Regions from separate parts of the Homo sapiens genome. Here all the other regions are linked to region 1. Evidence: chromatin contacts called from ENCODE Hi-C or POLR2A ChIA-PET data. All regions are on one chromosome and are shown on one strand. Each heading gives the region's core, a stretch centred on a gene start or an enhancer-like site at or near the end of the contact. The rest is flanking DNA. Distances are from core to core; before and after follow the strand shown.

What was found. A loop is a pair of places that touch in the nucleus more often than their neighbours do. ChIA-PET counts read pairs that join two places held with the same protein, here RNA polymerase II (POLR2A). Pooled maps may share reads with other maps.
Region 2: a loop to region 1 is called in a map with no recorded cell type, with 6 times the contacts of the local background. The contact joins two enhancer-like sites. A Hi-C loop is called at or near these places in 3 of 37 single-sample maps with no recorded cell type and 6 of 50 pooled maps. POLR2A ChIA-PET finds 5 or more read pairs at or near these places in 3 of 52 experiments (A549, OCI-LY7 and activated T-cell).
Region 3: a loop to region 1 is called in a pooled map, with 2.2 times the contacts of the local background. The contact joins two enhancer-like sites. A Hi-C loop is called at or near these places in 1 of 168 maps with a recorded cell type or tissue (mammary epithelial cell) and 3 of 50 pooled maps. POLR2A ChIA-PET finds 5 or more read pairs at or near these places in 3 of 52 experiments (AG04450, MCF 10A and RWPE1).

Annotation. Positions count from the first base shown.
Region 1 is chr10:103,769,621-103,774,049 of GRCh38, forward strand. All of the region lies in intron 2 of SH3PXD2A (SH3 and PX domains 2A), which reads right to left. Among named protein-coding and RNA genes, the nearest start is that of SH3PXD2A-AS1, 25 kb to the left of the region's middle. RefSeq lists an enhancer at 1,722-2,692. Within about 2 kb of position 2,716, at least 33 of the 41 ENCODE cell types and tissues checked have a DNase peak (open chromatin) inside an H3K27ac peak, as active enhancers do; they include mammary epithelial cell, where a contact is called at or near this core.
Region 2 is chr10:103,694,570-103,698,822 of GRCh38, forward strand. The region is part of intron 5 of SH3PXD2A (SH3 and PX domains 2A); the gene reads right to left. Among named protein-coding and RNA genes, the nearest start is that of SH3PXD2A-AS1, 50 kb to the right of the region's middle. RefSeq lists enhancers at 1,141-1,887, 1,452-1,561, 1,997-2,141, a silencer at 1,772-1,831 and a cis regulatory region at 2,064-2,074. Within about 2 kb of position 2,067, at least 18 of the 41 ENCODE cell types and tissues checked have a DNase peak (open chromatin) inside an H3K27ac peak, as active enhancers do.
Region 3 is chr10:103,881,924-103,886,160 of GRCh38, forward strand. It overlaps STN1 (STN1 subunit of CST complex), which reads right to left. Exons shown (of 10, transcript NM_024928.5): 10 at 1-918. The coding sequence ends at 761. Among named protein-coding and RNA genes, the nearest start is that of SH3PXD2A, 28 kb to the left of the region's middle. Within about 2 kb of position 2,873, at least 2 of the 41 ENCODE cell types and tissues checked have a DNase peak (open chromatin) inside an H3K27ac peak, as active enhancers do; they include mammary epithelial cell, where a contact is called at or near this core.

The sequences.
Region 1 (4,429 bases), core at 1,466-3,965:
GGGGTTTCACCATGTTGGCCAGACTGGTCTCGAACTCCTGGCCTCAAGTGATCCGCCTGCCTCAGGCTCCCAAAGTGCTGGGATTACCGGTGTGAGCCACGGCGCCTGGCCACGTGAGTTCTCAATGTTTTAAGTCAAACTCTCAAACATTAATAATTGCCTGCTATGTGTAAAAACAGCAACTGGGCCATAACACTCTAAACAGGATTTTTTTTTCTTTCCTATACCTTAATGCTCAGCAAAGGATTTTAAAAATTAATACATTTTCAAATAAATTCTATACAGATTAGGACTCCTATTTTCTCCTTTTCCCATTTTCCTCACCCATATTCTGTTTTTGTAGATTTCATTTCTATATTACACTACGACATAAGGAATTCATGTTCGCTAAGGGAAAAAACTAGAAGTTATAGCAGTGGGTGGTCAAAAAGAAACTAAGAATCACTCATAATCTCTCTCCCTGACATTAATATTTTGGGATATCTATCTTTGCTAGGCATTCTTCCATCCATGTAAATAAAATGAACCCATCAATACTTTCACACTATATAATGAACATTTTTCCATGTCAATGAATACTTTCATATCAATGTTCTTTTTTCTTAAGAGACCAGGTCTCACTCTGTTGCCCAGGCTGGAGTACAGTGTGCAATCACAGCTTGCTGCAGCCTCAAACTCCTGGGCTCAAGTGATCCTCCCACTTCAGCCTCTGGTGTAATTAGGACCAGGTGTGTGCCACAATGCCCAGCTAGTTTAAAAACTTTTTTGTAGAGATGGGATCTCACTGTGAGGCTAGTCTCAAGATCCTGGCTTCAAGCGATCCTCCTACCTTGGCCTCCCAAAGCACTGACATTACAGGTGTGAGCCACTGTGCCCAGGACACGTCAGCATTCTCAATCAGGACACAGAATTTCAATGTCTGGATATTGCCAGCTACAAGTGCCACACAGAATGAACTCTTACTTGGTTTGCTCTGGAGTCTGAGCTCAGAGATTTGCTTTCGTTGAAAGCTGACCTGTGGGCAGAAAAGGTGTCCCTGGCAGCTGGTTAGCTGTGCTTCCATTTTCCGTGGCCAGTGGTCCATGGGGGTGGGGGATGACTGACAGGGGGACCAGCTCCGGGGCTCTGCTGGCTTATCCTGGTGGTGGGATATTGCTGCCATAGTGTATTTACCCACTCCCCTACTGTTGGATATTTAGGTTGTTTCTGACTTCTCACTACTATATATAGCACTGTCGTGAATCCCCTTGTTCACATGTCTACGCACACTTCCTTAATAACAATGCATTTCTTTTTACTTTTTATCTTGTTGTATTCTATGCATATTTATAAGTACCTTAAATCTTTTCCATAAGAAGAATGAGAATTCATAAATGGATAACTAACATGTCATTGGGGCCTCTGAGAAATGACTCCATAGGTTTCTGATGAAGAGGTACAGAGATGTCTGAGGAGAGAGGTGGGCCCAGCAACACGCGCCCAGGTATGGAACGCTTTGTCCTTATCTCAACCACCTGTCTCCTGAAACAAGGTGACCCGCTATTCCACCACAAGTGGTGAGACCTCACCCAAGGTGCTATATCTCTCTGGGGCTTAAGGGAGTTAGGCTACCAAAACTTGACATTTTTTCCCCAGCTCTGACATGCATATGTTCTCCGACTCCTCCATCTCTTTCAGACCTAAGAGTCTGAGATTCTCACAGTGCAGAGGGAATGTGATGCTGTGGGGAGTGGGCAGGGGCAGGCAGGACTCATGCATTCATTCCTTTCCCCCAAGAACCGTTTCTGTATGCCTTCTCCATGTCAGGCTCTGCCTTAGGTGCTAGAAATAAGTTAAACTGTAGCCTCATGGCCAGGCGCAGTAGCTCACGCCTATAATCCCAGCACTTTGGGAGGACAAGGCAGGAGGACTGCTTGAGGCTAGGAGTTCACAGACCAGCCTGCGAAACCCCATCTCTACTAAAAAAAAGTACAAAAATTAGGTGGGCATGGTGGTGCACATCTGTAGTCCCAGCTGAGGCAGGAGAATCGCTTGAACCTCGGAGGCGGAAGCTGCTGTGAGCCAAGATCGTGCCACTGCACTCCAGCCTGGGCAACAGAGCGAGACTCCGTCAAAACAACACACACACACACACACACACACACACACACACACACACACAGACACACACATACCCTGCAGCCTTCACATCAAGGAGCCAGGCTTCACAACCTTCAACATGCATCTGCAGCTCTTGGCAAGTTCTGATTCAGCAGGTCTGGGCAGGACCTCAGGTGCTGAGCCCAGCCACACCTGTCACCTAATCCCACCACCAGGATAAACCAGCAGAGCCCCGGAGCTGCTCTCCGTCAGTCATCCCCCACCCCCATGGACCACTGGCCGCGGAAAACGGAAGCACAGCTAACCAGCTGCCAGGGACACCTTTTCTGCCCACAGGTCAGCTTTCAACGAAAGCAAATCTCTGGGCTCAGACTCCAGAGCAAACCAAGTAAGAGTTCATTCTGTGTGGGGCTTGTACTTGCAAAGCTGCACAGTTCAGCATCTTGGCCCTCAATACGTCAGATCGGCGGGCGGTGAGAGACAGTTCAAATGTCACCCCTCCTAGAGGGCCAGGCAGGCTGCAAAGCGGGCTCTAACCTGGTCAGTACCCAATTTGCAGGGCTAGTTTCCACAGATAAAACAATCGGGGCTGAGCGGGGCTGTCTCCTGAACCTGCTGCCCCGCCCTCTGGGAGGAAGAAGGCTGGGCGCGGGGGCGGTGAGGCAGGAAGGCCCCGCCCAGCAGAGAGTTCTCCGGGACCACCTTTGCAGGCAGGAAGCAGATTCTCCTGTCACTCCAGCACGGGCCTGACTCAGGCTGGAGGAAAAGCAGGGCCCATCGCCAGAGTCCTGGCTGGAGTGAGAGGCATTTGGCTAATGGAGCCCCTCGCAACCACATCAGAACCTCGCAGTGTGTGGAGGCGGCCAGGCTGTTTATCTAAAGGGTGGATCGTGTGAGAGATAGGGGACAGCTGGGCTCCACGCGCTGGCTCCAGCCAGAGAAAGCTGATTCGGCAGCTCTCCCAGGGCAGGGCTCCGCAGCAATCCACGCAGGGGAGAGGGGAGGACGGGCGAGCCCAGCTGGGGCACATCTGTAACCCAAGAGGCCGGCTCCTCGCCCCTCCCAGAGGGTGGAGCTCCCAGAGACTCAAGCTTTCAGGCCCCAATCCTCAAACCTTCATCCTTGTGCCCTTTCTATCTAGCTCAAGAAAAAAGGGTGCATTACTACAAAAAGCTGGTGGCTTTCCTGACCCAGAAATTCCCCTTAAAAAGAGACAAGGACAGCCGGGCGCGGTGGCTCACGCCTGTAATCCCGGCACTTTGGAAGGCCAAGGCGGGGTGGATCACCTGAGGTCAGGGGTTCGAGACCAACCTGACCACATGGTGAAACCCTATCTCTACTGAAAATACAAAAATTAGCTGGGCGTGGTGGCGGGCGCCTATAATCGCAGCTACTCAGGAGGCTGAGGCAGGTGAATCGCTTGAGCCTGGCAGGCGGGGGTTGCAGTGAGCTGAGATCTCACCATTGCACTCCAGCCTGTGTGTCAAGAGTGAAACTCTGTCTCAAAAAAAAAAAAAAAAAGAGAAAAAAAGAGACAAGGCCACCCAGTCTCTGTGGGGACCATGCAAGATTGCGGGAAACCTCAGAATTCATTTGTTCATTCTACTTAGCTGAGGACTAAGCAGTCCCCTGTGTTACATGCAGGGGACACATCAGCGAGCATCACAGAAGAAGAGAGGGACAATAATGATAAGTGTGGTTTTTCTTCTCTTTTCTTTCTTTCTTTTTTTTTTTTTTGAGACGGAGTCTCGCTCTGTTGCCCAGGCTGCAGTGCAGTGGTGCAATCTCGGCTCACTGCAACCCCCTCCTCCCAGGTTCAAGCGATTCTTCTGCCTCAGCCTCTTGAGTAGCTGGGATTACAGGTGTGTGCCACCATGCCCGGCTAATATTTTGTATTTTTAGTAGAGACGGGGTTTCACCATGTTGGTCAGGCTGGTCTTGAATTCCTGAGCTCAAGTGATCTGCCTGCCTCAGCCTCCCAAAGTACTGGGATTACAGGTGTGAGCTACTGTGCCCAGCCTTCTTTTCTTTCTTTGAGACAGGGTCGAGCTTTTGTTTCCTAGGCTGGAGTGCAGTGGCACAATCCCAGCTCACTGCAGCCTTGACTTTCTGGGCTCAAGTGATCCTCCCACTTCAGCCTCCTGAGTAGCTGGGATTACAGGTGTGCACCACCCAGTTAATTGTCTTTTTTTCTTTTAGAGACAGGGTCTCACTATGTTGCCCTGGCTGATCTTGAACTCCTGGCCTCAAGTGGTCCTCCTGTCCTGGCCTCCCAAAGTGCTGGGATTACAGGCATGAACCATCATGCCTAGCCATTTTCTTTATATTT
Region 2 (4,253 bases), core at 817-3,316, 76 kb before region 1:
CCCTTCCTTCCCCATCTTGTTTGAGAACCCCCTTGGTATTCCATGTCTCCTTCAATCCTCTCACCCACACTAAGAGGAAGGTCCTATCATCCTAATCCATTTTATAGATTAGGAAACAGAGGTTCAGCCATTGCCGAAGGTTGCCCAATCTGGGGAAGGGCTGTGGTTTATAAGCCCACTGGAAGGAATAAAAACTGCAGCGTGGATGGTGTGGAGGAGAATCTGGGAAACCGTTGCCTTGGAAAGGGACTACAGAAAGGTGGGAGAGCTTCCATTTGCCCCCTCCCCTGGCTCCCACCAGTCAGTCCAGGGAAGGCCTTAACAAAGGCATGCTTGCCCCCCTTGCAGAAGGAAGACTGGGCAGAGACTGAGTCCTAGCTGTGCCCCCCAAAAGCTCAACTGTGCAGGGAATTCCTGAGAGGAGGAGGAGAGTATTAGATCGTAGCTGTGTCCTGCCCAGAAGACTTTCCACTCCCAAGGAGGAAATTAGCTTTTCAGGCCTTTTCACTGAGGGCTACTGGGGAAGGGCAGGGAGTGAGGGCACTGAGGAGCTACCCTCTGCTGTCCCACAATTTTCCTGCTGGTCCTGGCAGGAGAAGCCCAGGACTGATGGCCCACTGACCATCCCCCTGGCTGCCAGTAGCCCAGGCAGGGGTGGCTGCCTCACAGGAATGGCTGCCTTCTCCAGCTCTGAGCAGGTTGAGGCTACCCAGGCTGTTCCTATGAGACAGGGAGTTTGAGACCAGCCTAGGCAACATAGTGAGACCCCCTATCTCTACCAAAAATAAATTAGCTAGGCATGGTAGCAAGCACTTGTACTCCCAGCCACAAGGGAGGCTGAGGTGGGAGGATTGCTTGAAGCCCAGGAGGTCAAGACTGCAGTGGGCTGTGGTGGTGCCACTGCACTCCAGCCTGAGTGACAAGTGAGACTCTGTCTCAAAAAGAAAAAAAAAAAAAAAAGAGTGGGGAAGACACAAAACTCACATGCTTGGAGGGCCTCCTTTGTGCCAGGCCCTGGTTGGTGATTCTCAGCCTGCTATTCAATGGAATCATCTAGAAAGTGGTTAAAATTCAGATGCAGGGCCCCACCCCAACCTACTGCATGGTCTGCATCTCCAACAAACTCCCCTGGGGATTCTGAGGCTGCTCCAGTGTTGCATAATCTCCATCAGGCCTCCAGCCACCCCTAAGAAACATTTATGCTCAGTAAGAACAACGTGCTTGTAGTGCTGAAGGAGCCTCTAGAAAATATCTCTTGGCCTGCCTGTCCTTCAGCCAGAGTTCAGAGTCCTCCCCACCGAGGACTTCCGGGTCCCTCCCTGCAGGGGGTGTGGGCTCTCCTCTTGCAGGTGAGAAGACCAAAGCTTAGAGAAGCCGGACAACTTCCTCAAGGCCATAGTGAGTGGGTGAGACCAGGACTGGGGACCAGAAAACCCAGGCCTTGCTCTGAGGCTCAAGACAAATGCCCACTTACCACCCCTTCCTGGAGTAGTGGATGCAGGAGTAGAAGGCAGAGCCCAGAGGGCCTGATCAGCACATGGGGTTAATGGGGTGGAGGCTGAGGTCCTGGCAGTGGGGGTCACCAGGCTGTGACTGAATGGTGGGAACGAAGAGGAATCCTGAATCCTTCAGGGTGTCTGGCCTGCCCGAGCAGGCGCTGCCCTAATAGGAGACCTTCTGGAAGTTTCCAGTTGGGCATCCTTTAGCAAAGCCATTTCATATTTTTAGCTGCTGAATAGGGTGATAAGCAGTTTAGGTATCCAGTGGCTGGGACTCTCCCATCCCTCACATACGAGGGCAAGACGCAAAGGCAGGGATCCCCCTTCACACCATGACCACTTCCCACTGCCCTATAACCAGTTCCAGTCTGGCAGGACAGCAGGGCCCTCTGCTGGGGCTCAGTTCCCTAACAACTCAAGAACCCCCCCTCTTCCCATCAGTCCCCTTCTCCAATCCACACTCCGTCCTTGCTCCAAGTCTTGCCCTGAGCTGGTGCTGACAGCCCCCACCCTGCCGGTGACTCCACTCCTGGTAGGTCACAGTCTAGCCTGCTTCCGACTTGCTGCTGAATCATATCGGCCAGGGAGCCACAGGAAGAAGAGGAGGGGAGGAAGGGCGGGGCTAGCATCTCCCTCTAGCGTTGCCAGAGGCTAATGTAATTGAAAAGGCCTCCCAAGCTGTGTCCTAAAACAGCTCCCATCAGACCACTCAGCCATTCATTCTCTGCAGCTGGTCCAGGGGTGACTCAAACCACAGGTACAGTGACCCACAGTCCCAGGAAAACAGGGACATGGGACTTTCAGGGCTCAAACTGGACAAACTGGGATGGGTGATCTCCTGTGGTCCACAGGTCTGGCCTGGCTGGGAAAGAGGGGTGGAGTTCCTCCAACCAGCACTCCATCCCTCCCCATCTAAACAAGGACTCCTGGGGCCTCTACTCCCACCCCGCCCCATCCCCGGGTGATACGGTTCCTCTCTTGGCCCCTCCCCATAGGATGATGCAAGCTATGTTTGGATGAGCAGGTTCTGGAGACGGAGGCCTCCAGTTCAAATCCCTGCTGCTTGCAGTGGGGGCAGGGGGGTGCCCTTGATCTACTTTCTTGGCCTCTTGAGCCTCTACTTCTCTATCTGTAGAACGAGGACAATAATAGCACCAAACCCCTGGGGTTTGGGGAAGATGCAATGTACAGTGTGTAGAAAGGGCTTCGCACAGTGGCCGGCACAGAAACTGCTATAAATTGTCTTTGTTGTTATTCTTTCATACCTGGGCCCATCTGACCCACCTCAGTTGCTACACAGGTGGCAAAGACCTGTTTAAACCTGGGTCCTACAGAGCCCCTGAAACAAAAGGAGCTTCTCCTTAAGGACCTCACCACGATGCTGGCAGACAGTGCCAGGCAGGTGTGATTCCAGCCCCACTTTCAGAGTTTTGGGCTTTCGCAAATGCCAGAACAACCACTGGTCTCTGTCTAGCGCCGAGCACCAGGAAGTGTGTTCATCCCTGACCCACAGGAATGGACGCACGCCTCTGGACCCCTCTATTAGGACACATTTAACCTCCCAAGGAGTGGCCAACTCTCAGAGCCCCAAAACCAAGAGATGTAAAGGGCTTGCATTTTTATGCTAATGTAGACCCGAAAGGGTTTTTCTTTTTTCCTTTCATTTTATCTTGGCCAGACACGCTGTGCTCCCTCCCCGGATGCTCTAGTGAAATGGCTGGTGTTGGAGACTGCACAGGGAGAGGCTGGTGGGGGCAGGAAAGGCACTGAACAATTCACATGTGTTGTTCCCCTGTTTTGACACATGGCTCCCCACACTCTGCCTTCCCCTTGAAAACTCCCAGGATTTATTCTTTGGTGTTCTGAAGTAGGCAGAGCAGGTGCTCACCCATTTCATGGATGAGGAGATTGAGGTCTGAGGCTTCAGTGGCTGGCCCAGGCTCCTGAAGCTAAACAGACAGCCCTGACCCACAATGCTCCAAAGGGGCCACGCTGAGGCCCACTAGGGATTTGGCCACAAGGAGAGGTCACACCAGCAGCGGGCAGCAGGCCCTCGCTGGGGAATGGAGATTGCCATCCTGCCGTTCAGAGTTCCCAGAGTGAGAGGTGAAGCCAGGAAGAGCCACTGAGGCACGGGAGAGAGAGGAAAGGGGGCTGGGCCTGGCTGGGCCGGCTCTGTGGAAGGGTGCTGAGTACCTGCCAGGTGGAGTTCTGCTGAATGCTGCAGGGTTGTACCCTCCACTGCCCGCCACACCCCTCACCACTCTCCCTCCCACTGGCAAGTGCCTTGGCAGAGAAGGACACACACACAAACTTCCAGCCTGATGTTCTCACCCTTCTGTCTGCCAGCTGACATTGGCTGCTGGGCCCAGGATGCCTGTCTGCGGGGCCTACAGCCACTGGGAACTGCTCAAGAGGCCGGCTGGGCTGCCAGACAGCTGACTTGGGGGTGACCTTCAGAGCCCAGCAGTCACTGGGGACATGGGCACTATCTAGAATATGAGGGCTGGAGAAGATGCAACCTTGGCCAGGGGAGTGACGTGGGGCTCTTGAGGTACATAATGATTTTGACTGCTGTTATCAACCTAAAAGCACTTTTTAAGCTCTCGCTGTAGGCAACCTCATTAAGGCCTGTGCAGGCAGGCAGAAGAGATATATGTGACATAAGTCCAACGAGAAAGCCAACATTCTCAGACAATCCACGCTGAGAATTACAGGAGGGGTTACACTCAGTGCAGAGAAAAGAGAGGTCCT
Region 3 (4,237 bases), core at 1,623-4,122, 110 kb after region 1:
ACCTGCCAGGCAATTGGCTGACTGCCTCCGTGATCTTCAGGGGCATCGAGGGACAATGTATTTAGTCATGCACCTCTGTAAGTGCAGGGAAATGTACTGGGACACCTTTCGATTCCCAAGGAAATAAAAGGAAAATGACAAACACATAGTCACGCTGTGGATCCCTGTTTATTCCCATCTCTGGGCAGGCCTGTAAAGAGCATCGACCCAGGTCTCAACCCCACTGCTGGTAACTGAGCCACAGAAACTGTAAGCACTCATCCAGGGAGAACTACTCCCCTAAACCGGTTCTTAGCCAGCAAGAGAGGCCCACAGGAAGGTCTCTGATAACCTGAAGTTTTGAAAAGCTTAGAACTGTGTGATCAGGCCATATGCCCCTCAGTTCCTGAATGTTCACTACCCTGTGGTGTCCCTTTGCCATGGAAGAGACTCCAACCACACACATCAGTTAAGCTGCCAACACTGTTTCCTCCCCATTCTGCTCTGCGAACAACGCACAGTCCAGCCAGGAGCTCAACAGGGAGGGTTTTCTTGTTGTGTCATGGCTGAGATCAAAGTCATTGTACACCAAGGACATAGTGGACAGAAGGGAGCCAACAACATTTATGCCAAATCCCATTCCCAAGATGACTATATTTTATAGTTTATTATGAGGTAACTGCCTCCAGACAGATAAGCCCCTGCATGATGCTGAAAGTCAGAGCCTGGGGGTGAATGCCACCTTATCTTTGTCCTCCTCAGCTGGTCTGCGTGTCTCTGCTCAGAACGCTGTGTAGTAGTGCTCCATTGTGCTGACAATGTCACTCTGGTCCTCCAGGAGCTCCAGAACTTGCTGCAGCACAGCCTCGCTCAGGCCCGGGCGGATGCTCAGGCGAGCACAGGCCAAGATGTGCAGGAAGTGACAGCCCTTCTCCATGTCTGCAGGAAAAAGGTAGGTGGCTGAGTGTGGACACAACTGTCAGGCCCTCCTCTGTCCTCTCCATACCTGACTTGGCATCTGCATTCTGACCAGATCCCCAGATGATCTTTATGCACATTAAAGTCAGAAATGCATGATCTACCTGATCACAAAAACAAAACAGAAACACCTGTTCTCAGGCCCCTGATGTCACCACGGCGACATGGAGCCACTGCTCAGGGACTCTGAACTTCAACCTTCAAGGATTCCCAATCAAAGATTTTTTTATCTGTAACCTAGTGGATTTTTAGTGCTTGATAAACTTTTTTCTGTGGGGTAATTACATGTATAAGTGTAACGTATTCAGTGCCAAACCTCTAGTTTCTCAGGGAGGAGCCCTCTTGAAACTCACAGCAGAGCTGGTTTGCTGCAGCCTCCGTATGCTTCCCCCTAAGTCCTGATTTGATGCGGCTGCCTGGTGAGAAGGGATTCCTACCTTTGGCCTGTTCTCATTCCTCTCTTCCTGGCTTCCAAAAGTCTTATCTGTGATGGTTGTATTCCTAGTAACCTCTTATGCTCTGCCCCAAACTAAGACCATCTAGTATACAACAATACAAATTCAGAGTTAGTAACCTCTTTCCTAGTTGAAATCAATGACTTAAACGTTGGTAATGAGAAAATGAAATAACTTTTATCTGAAGAATGCAAGTCCTTTTAATTATCAGGCCCAGAGAGACACGACCATGAAACGGAAATCACGCCCTACTCCTACATATTCACCTCGGAAACTGCTTGCTATTGGCACAAGTAGTTATAAATTAGCCTAATAATGCCAAATTGAACACTATAATCCACACCCTATGGCTTAACAATGTATAGCCAGTCACCAATCAATGTTATCTATAAACCAATGAGAATTCCTGACAAACAACTTTGTATCAGCCCACTCCCTGTCCTCCTTTTTGGCTTTTAAAAATCCACTTATGGGCTAGGTGCAGTGGCTCACGCCTATAATCCCAGAACTTTGGGAGGCCGAGGTGGGCGGATCACCTGAGGTTGGGAGTTCGAGACCAGCCTGGCCAACATGGTGAAACCTCCTCTCTACTAAAAATACAAAAATTAGCCAGGTGTGGTGGCATGGACCTGTAATCCTAGCTACTTGGGAGGTTGAGGCAGGAGAATCACTTGAACCCAGGAAGCAGAGGTTGCAGTGAGCCGAGATTGCGCCACTGTACTCCAACCTGGGTGACAGAGTGAGACTCCATCTCAAAAAAAAAAAAAAAAAAAAAAAAAAAATCCACTTATCACTGCTGCTAATCAGAGTGTATATTCAGAGAAACCTGAATCTGTGCTCCCCAGCTGCAATCCTGAAACTTGGCCCAAATCAACTCTCTGCTTGTATTAATTTTGCCTCAGCTCCTTCCTTTTAGGTCGTCGGCAGTAGTCAAACTGGGGGTTGTGCCTATTAGGGGATAACGAAACCAATTTTTGTAGGTTGCGATCAGCAACTTTTTCTTACCAAACTCAAAGAGAGCAGAAATAGAACGTTACAGAATATCTTGCATTGTAATTTGGATACATATTAATTCATGAAACTTAATTTCATATACATCTTATGCATTAGAATTATATAATTTATTGGGTCATGATGTAAAATGTATTTCTAACTTTGAGTCAAAGTCAAACTTCTTTACCAAAAGCAAACCCTCTCCAGTTGTCACAGTTTAAAACTCCATGGCAGGCGCAGGCATGGTCTCTCTCTGCCGTATACCCAGTATCTGGCACACAAAAGGTGCTCCACAAAGTCACTGAAAGTTGTTTACAGATGAAAAATGCTTTAGGCTTCAGGAAGGTGCTCGAAGAGGTATTGCGGTGTGAGGCAAAGCACGGTTCAAGGTTTGGTGCACTTCTGTAGCTTTGGGCAAGCCATCCCTAGGCCTGAGTGTTCTCAGCTGTGGTGAAAACCACTTCCAAGGCCCTTTCCAACCCTAAGGTTCAGAGACTGCTCCTGGGCTAACAAAAATTTGCTAAATTCTGACCTCTAGTGGCTGTGTCCACTCATTACTCCTTCCAACTGGGATTGCTGGCATCTATACTTCCAGGCTGTTTCTTCAACATTCACTCCATAGACTTCCTGAACACCTACTATGTGTGCATTGCTGAGCAAGGAGGAGCAAGTAGAGCTTGGCAGACCTGGAGCTGCCACTGGAGTCCACCACACCAGAATTCAAGCCCTGGCTCTACAACTGGGACAAAGTCACTCCCGGGAACAAAACCACTTCCTTCTCAGGGTGGCTGTGTGGATGAGAGACCAGGGGGAACTACTATGATTTGGTTCATCATATCCGTAATCCAAGAAGATGAATGTAACTTAGTTCCTGCTCTAGAAAAGCTTCATCCCTTCCCAAGAAGAAAAGCCTCTCAAGGAGGAAGAGCTGACCAGCAAGCAAGGATAGGTTTGATGATGGAGGGTGAGGGGCTCCAACCACACAGACCTGCACACGGTAGGGAGGAGCAGAGGGAATTTAGTGCTGCTCAGCTTTTAGTTTCTGCAAGGCCTGGATGCTTGGACCCAGGGCTCAAGGTGACTTACAGGCATCCATGGGGCCCAAAGCAGTGATGCTGACTGTCTCAGAGGCCTTCAACTATTTAGTCAGAAAGGCTGTTCTGCTGAGGGTTATCTGGTGAGGCTGTTCAAAAGTGATCTCCAGTCACTTCGGTAATGTGAACTTAGACTCCTCTCTATTTTTAATTTTTATTTTTTGTAGAGACAGGGTCTTGCTATGTTGCCCAGGCTGGTCTCGAACTCCTGGCCTAAGCAATCCTCCCAAGCATTGGGATTATGGGAGTGAGCCACTGTGCCTGGCCTTAGATTCTTCTCTAAGTGAGAAATTATTATAAAACAGTAAAAGTAGGAAAGGCCAGCAAGGAGCTCCCCAGGGGTTAGTACAATTACATAATTCGACTCTTCTGGAACAAACCCACAAGCCGAAGCAGACTTTTCTGAAAAGTGTTTGCCTGGCAGACATAGTTATCTTATGACGGATCACTATGAGCGGTGATAACTGCGCCTTATATTTTCCCAAGAACTTTCACATGTAGCCTGATTCATACTATACCCCATCATACCTCCACCAGAAACCACAAAGGCTAATGTTCTAGAGACCCAAATGACATAAAGATACATTTCAGATATAACCTACTACTATAACTACAAAAGGTTAAACTTCTTTAAGTCTTTTTTAAAAGTTTGTCTTAAGTTTAAAAAAAAAATCCTCCAGTATAAGTAGTGTTATATGGTACTCAGTTTCTACCAAAAGCAGCAGTTCTCTCCAGCTC